2 separate regions of the Homo sapiens genome follow, and region 1 is linked to region 2. Evidence: read pairs that join two places in POLR2A ChIA-PET (ENCODE). Cell type or tissue: OCI-LY7. All regions are shown on one strand. Each heading gives the region's core, and the rest is flanking DNA. Links, peaks and the distances in the headings are about the cores only. Region 1 overlaps HSD17B4 (hydroxysteroid 17-beta dehydrogenase 4). Region 2 overlaps DMXL1-DT (DMXL1 divergent transcript).

Evidence for each region. ChIA-PET counts read pairs that join two places held together with the same protein. Peaks named below come from ENCODE experiments on the same cell type or tissue, not always from the same donor. Only the 100,000 strongest peaks of a DNase experiment are listed, where the experiment ranks them.
Region 1: POLR2A ChIA-PET joins it to region 2 with 5 read pairs; 3 of 35 experiments call an interaction of 5 or more read pairs at or near these places.

What each region holds. Positions count from the first base shown.
Region 1 is chr5:119,463,955-119,466,872 of GRCh38, reverse strand. The region is part of intron 2 of HSD17B4 (hydroxysteroid 17-beta dehydrogenase 4); the gene reads right to left. Among named protein-coding and RNA genes, the nearest start is that of HSD17B4, 13 kb to the right of the region's middle. In OCI-LY7, for the core only: no CTCF peak of the experiment used is centred there; no DNase peak of the experiment used is centred there.
Region 2 is chr5:119,029,916-119,032,833 of GRCh38, reverse strand. The region is part of intron 1 of DMXL1-DT (DMXL1 divergent transcript); the gene reads left to right. Among named protein-coding and RNA genes, the nearest start is that of DMXL1-DT, 40 kb to the left of the region's middle. RefSeq lists an enhancer at 943-992. In OCI-LY7, for the core only: no CTCF peak of the experiment used is centred there; DNase peaks (open chromatin) are centred at 743 and 1,343; H3K4me3 peaks cover 2,106 bases; H3K27ac peaks cover 2,488 bases.

The DNA of each region.
Region 1 (2,918 bases), core at 312-2,811, 430 kb before region 2:
CAATCTAAAAATGCATCTAAAAGAACTAGAAAAGCAAGAACCAAATCCAAAATCAGTAGATAGAATTAATAAAGATCAGAGAAGAAATAAACAAAATTGAGACTAAAAAATTACAGAAGGTCACTGAAACAAAAAGTTGGTTTTTTGAAAAGATAAACAAAACTGACAATTCATTAGCTAGAATAAGAAAAAAAGAGAAAACACAAATAAAATCAGAAATGAAAAAAAGGCATTTACAACTGATACCACAGAAATAAAAAAGATCATTAACGACTACTACAACAACTCTACGCCAACAAACTGGAGGAAAACTGGACATAGACATATGACCTACTACCAAGATTCAACTCAGAAGAAATAGAAAATCTGAACAGGTCAATAACAAAGAACAAGATTGAAGCGGGTATAAAAAGTCTCCCAAGAAAGAAAAGAGCAGTAACAGACAGCTTCACTGCTGAATTTTACCAAACATTTAAAGAACTAATACAAATTCCTCTCAAACTATTTCAAAAAATTGAAGGGGGAGGGAACAGATTTCTTCCAAACTCATTCTATGAGGTGGGCATTATACTGATACCCAAACCAGACAAGGACAAAACAACAAAAAAAAGAAAACTGAAGTCCAATATCCCTGATGAACACAGTCACAAAAATCCTAAACAAAATACTAGCAAACTGAATCCAATTAGAAGATAATATATCACAATCAAGTGAGATTTAGCCAGAGATGTAACGATGGTTATGTGTATCAATAAATGTGATATCACATCAACAAAACAAAGGAGAAAAAAACCATCTGATCATCTCAAGAGAAAGCATGTGGTAACATTCAATATTCCTTCAGGATAAAAACTCTCAACAAATTAGGTACAGAAGGAATGTACCTCAATACAACAAAGGTCATATATTACAAACCTGCAGCTAACATCACACTCAACAGGGAACAGCTGAAAGCTTCTCCTCTAAAAACTGGAACAAAATAAAAATGCCCACTTTCACCGCTCTTATTCAACATAGTGCTGAAAGTACTAGCCAGGACAATTAGGCAAGAGAAAGAAACAAAGGGCATCCAAATTAAAAAGAAGGACATCAAACTGTTCCTGTTTACAGATGACACAATCCTACATATAGAAAAACCTAAAGACTCCATCAAAAAACTCTTAGAACTGATAAATGAATACAGTAAAGTTGCAGAATAGAAAATCAACATACAAAAATCAGTAGCATTTCTATACACCAATGTGTCAGGCTACTTCTGCATTGTTATAGGAAATACCTGAGGCTGGGTAATTTACAAAGAAAAGAGGTTTAATTGGAACATAGCTCTGTGGGCTGTACAGGCAGAGCTCCAGCATCTACTCCTCGTAAGGCCCTCAAGAAGCCTCCAATCATGGCAAAAGGCAAAGGGGGAGCAAGTGCATCACAATGGCAAGAGTGGCAGCAAGAGAGAGAAGGAGGTCCCAGACTGTTTTAAACAACCAGATCTCACATGAACTGAGTAAGAACTCACTTATCACCAATGGGTTGGTGTTAAGCCAATCACATTTCAACATGATTTGGAGGAGAAAAACATCCATACCATATAAACCAATACCAAACTAGCTGAAAAAGAAACCAGAAAGCAATCCCATTTACAATCACCAGAAAAATAAAATAAAGTACCTAGAAATAAATTAACCCATTCATGGATTGGAAGAATTAGTACTGTTAAGATGGCCATACCACCCAAAGTGATCTACAGGTTCAATGCAATCTCTATCAAAATGCCAGTGGCATTCTTTTTGCTGTTGTTCCTAGCCACTAGACAACCAGGGAACCAGTGATATTCTTCAAAGAAACAGAAAAAAAAAAAAATCCTAAAATTCACATGAAACCACAAAAGATCCCAAATAACCAAAGCAATACTGAGCAAAAAGAACAAAGCTGAAAGTATCACACTACTTGACTTCAAAATATACTATAAAGCTAGAGCTACCAAAGGCCGGGCGCGGTGGCTCACGCCTATAATCCCAGCACTTCAGGAGGCCAAGGCAGGCGGATCATGAGGTCAAAAGATCGAGACCATCCTGGCCAACATGGTGAAACCCCATCTCTATTAAAAAATATATAAAAATTAGCTGGGCGTGGTGGCGGGTGCCTGTAGTCCCAGCTACTCGGGAGGCTGAGGCAGGAGAATCACCTGAACCCAGGAGGTGAAGGTTGCAGTGAGCCGAGATCACACCATTGCACTCCAACCTGGGCGACAGAGCGAGATGCTGTCTCAAAAGAAGAAAAAAAAAAGCTATAGCTACTCAAACAGCAATGGTAGTGACATAAAAATAGATACATAGACCAATGGAACAGAATAGATAACACAGAAATAAATCCATGCATTTAAAACCAGTTGATTTTCTACAAAGGTGCCAAGAACATATGTGGGGGAAATGACAGTCTCTTCAATAAATGGTGCTGGGAAAACTGGATATCCATATGCAAAAGAATGAAAATAGACCCCTACCTCTCATCATATACAAAAATCAACACAAAATTTATTAAAAACCTAAACATAAGACCTGAAACTATGAAACTACTAGAAGAAAACATACGGGAAACACTTCAGGACATTGGTTTGGGCAAAGATTTTATAAATGAGACCTCGGAAGCATAGGCAACAAAAGCAAAAATAAACAAATGGGACTAGATCAAACTAAAAAGCTTCTGCACAGCAAAAAAACAATCAACAGTGAAGAGACAACTTGCAGAATGGGAGAAAATATTTGCAAACTATTCATCCAACAAGAGATTAATATCCAAAATACATAAAAAACTCAACACCAAAAATAAAAAATAAATAATCCTAATAAATAAATAATAAACAGTATATTTTTAAAATGGCAAATGAACTGAATAGGCATTTCTCAATGGCCAGGTGCAGTGGC
Region 2 (2,918 bases), core at 260-2,759:
CTGGAAACGTAGCGGTGAGTAAGGCAGCCCTGACTTCTCAGCTCTGCATAGGACCCACAGTAGGGTAGGGAATAAACACACACACACACACACACACACACACACAGTTGTGATGTGCTATGAAACAATTTGTCAGATACAATGAAAGCTTACATTAAGACAGTGTAAACTGTGGATCATGATCTATGAGTGGGTCATGAAATCTATCTAGTGGCTTAAGACCAGTATTTTTAACAAACTAAATAATAAAACATCCTAGTAAATCACAGATAATAAGGATAAGTATTCTTTTGTGAAACTTTTATTTCTGCTTACGTTGTCAGTGAATGAATATATAAATCCAGGGGCTTATAGAGTATGCTTTCAAGAGGAAAGATAGAAAATAAACAAGATAAATTAGTAAAATATAGAATATGTTATAAGATGACAAGAAGCTGAAAAAAGGCAAGGAAGGGGAGTATATAAAATGTGAAGGGTGGGGGTTAAAATTTTAAAAAGGGTAGCCAGAGAAGACTTATTTGGGAAAGCGCCTTGTGGTTAAAGATCTCAAAGAATTGAGGGAGTTAGCCATATGGATACTTGGAGGAGGAACATTCCAGGCAGAAGGAATAGTCAGTGCAAAGGCCCTGAGTGTGGCTGGCCCGTCTGAAGAGAAGCAAGGCCAATATGACTGAAGGGGAGTGAATGGGAGGACTAGCAGGTGACGAGGAAAGAGGGTGAGTCATGGTCAGTGGGGCAGATCATGTAAGGCTACGTGATTTGTAGTAGGCAGGGCCTTGGTTTTGACTCTGAGTGAGATGGGAAGCCATTGGATGGCATTGAGGAAAAGAGTGACGTCTGATTTATGTTTTAATAGGATCACTTTGGCTGCAGGATTGAGAATAGTTTTAAGGAAGGCAAAGGCAGAAACAGAATTACTAGAATGTAAACTCCATTAAAGCAAAGTTTTTATACGTTTTATTCACTTTGTATCCCTAGTGGTTTATAATAGTGACTGGCAGATAGAGATAATCATTTGTTTAAGAATGCATATTTGCATATGTGTGCACCAGATCATGATATGAAATATATTTCTTATGGTAGATCAAGGTCAAAAGGATTGAAAACCCCTGTCTTAAAACTGACCTAGTCTTGGATCTCAGGAAAGGGATTCTCTGGGAATTGACCTTTTTTAGGCTGAGATCTGAAGAATGAACAGGAGGATGTGGGGGTGTCAGAAAAAAGACTTTTTCAGAAGTTGTAAATTTGAGAATCATCAGCACATGCATAGCATTTGAAGCTCTCTGCAGGTGTTTTTGTGTGAAAGTAAGGAGCCAAATTAAAGCCATTGCTAACCGCCTCCACTTTCTGTTTCTTATTTTGTATGCTCATTTCCTGTAGCATTCGTCCTGTTGAAAAATAGTGTAGTCATTTATTTTTTAAAAAGTATAAATCTTGAAGGACGCTTCCTGTCTCACATCATAGTAATAGGAAAAGTCAGTGAATTTGAAATTCAAATTTAGTTTATTTAAATGAGTAAGAAGATTCACGGATATTTTAGGTATGCCACATTTTTTGAGGCTATATCTTTTTACCTCTGAGTCTGATTCAATTTTGAATACTCAGAATATGCTTCTTCTATACAAGTATTGGTATGAGTTATATCATCTGCTCAAGGGACTGGCAATGATTTTCTTTATTTTTTTTCTTTTGGGGACTTTTGGGAAGGCATGATTGTGTGTTGAAATGTGAGAATGACATGAGATTTGGGAGAGGCCATGGGTGGAATGATATGGTTTAGCTCTGTGTCTCCACAGGGCAAAATAGGGACAGCAAGTCCTGAAGGAGAGGAGGCTCATACTTACATATCTGAGATAAGAACTGTTCCAAGAACTTTCTAAAAATCCTTTCACTTCTTTCATACACCCTTTGATAAGATTTATCACAAGATGGCCGGGCACGGTGGCTCACGCTTATAATCCCAGCACTTTGGGAGGCTGAGGCGGGCTGATCACTTGAGGTCAGGAGTTTGAGACCAGCCTGGTCAATGTGGTGAAACCTCATCTCTACTAAAAATACAAAAATTAGCCAGGTGTGGTGGCATGTGCCTGTAATCCTAGCTACTCAGGAGGCTGAGGCAAGAGAATTACTCGAACCCAGGAGGTGAAGGTTGCAGTGAGCTCACTACAGCGCTACTGTATCCAGCCTGGGCGACAGAGTGAGACTCCATCTCAAAAAAACAAACAAACAAACAAAAAAACGCAAAAGATTTATCACAAGACATTCTTTAAGACTGCAGTGATTAAGTTGAGCTGTTCTTGGAAAAACATTTGCCCAGTAATGGCATTTCTATCAATGAACTAACAGCAACTCTGGCTTAGAAACTCCATGACCAATGAGCCATTTCTAAGCAGCTCATGTAAATATTTTTTGCTAATAAAGGCTCTCCTTACCCTTTCTTCACTGAATGCTCTGGTGATTTGCCATGTCATGCATTCCAGATTATAATCCTTATTTCTTTTCTTTTTTCTTTTTTTTTTTTGAGACGGAGTCTTGCACTGTTGCCAGGCTGGAGTGCAGTGGCTTGATCTCGGCTCACTGCAAGCTCCGCCTCCTGGGTTCGCGCCATTCTCCTGCCTCAGCCTCCCAAGTAGTTGTGACCACAGGCGCCCGCCACCACCCCCGGCTAATTTTTTGTACTTTTAGTAGAGACGGGGTTTCACCGTGTTAGCCAGGATGGTCTCGATCTCCTGACTTCGTGATCCGCCCACCTCGGCCTCCCAAAGTGCTGGGATTACAGGCACCCGGCCTATAATCCTTATTTCTATTTCCAAGTAGACTCAACATATTTAGAGATAATTTTCTCTAGCATCTTTTGACAAACTCGTGACCTAAACACCTCTCATTAGGCCCCACCTCCCAACACTATTGCATTGGGA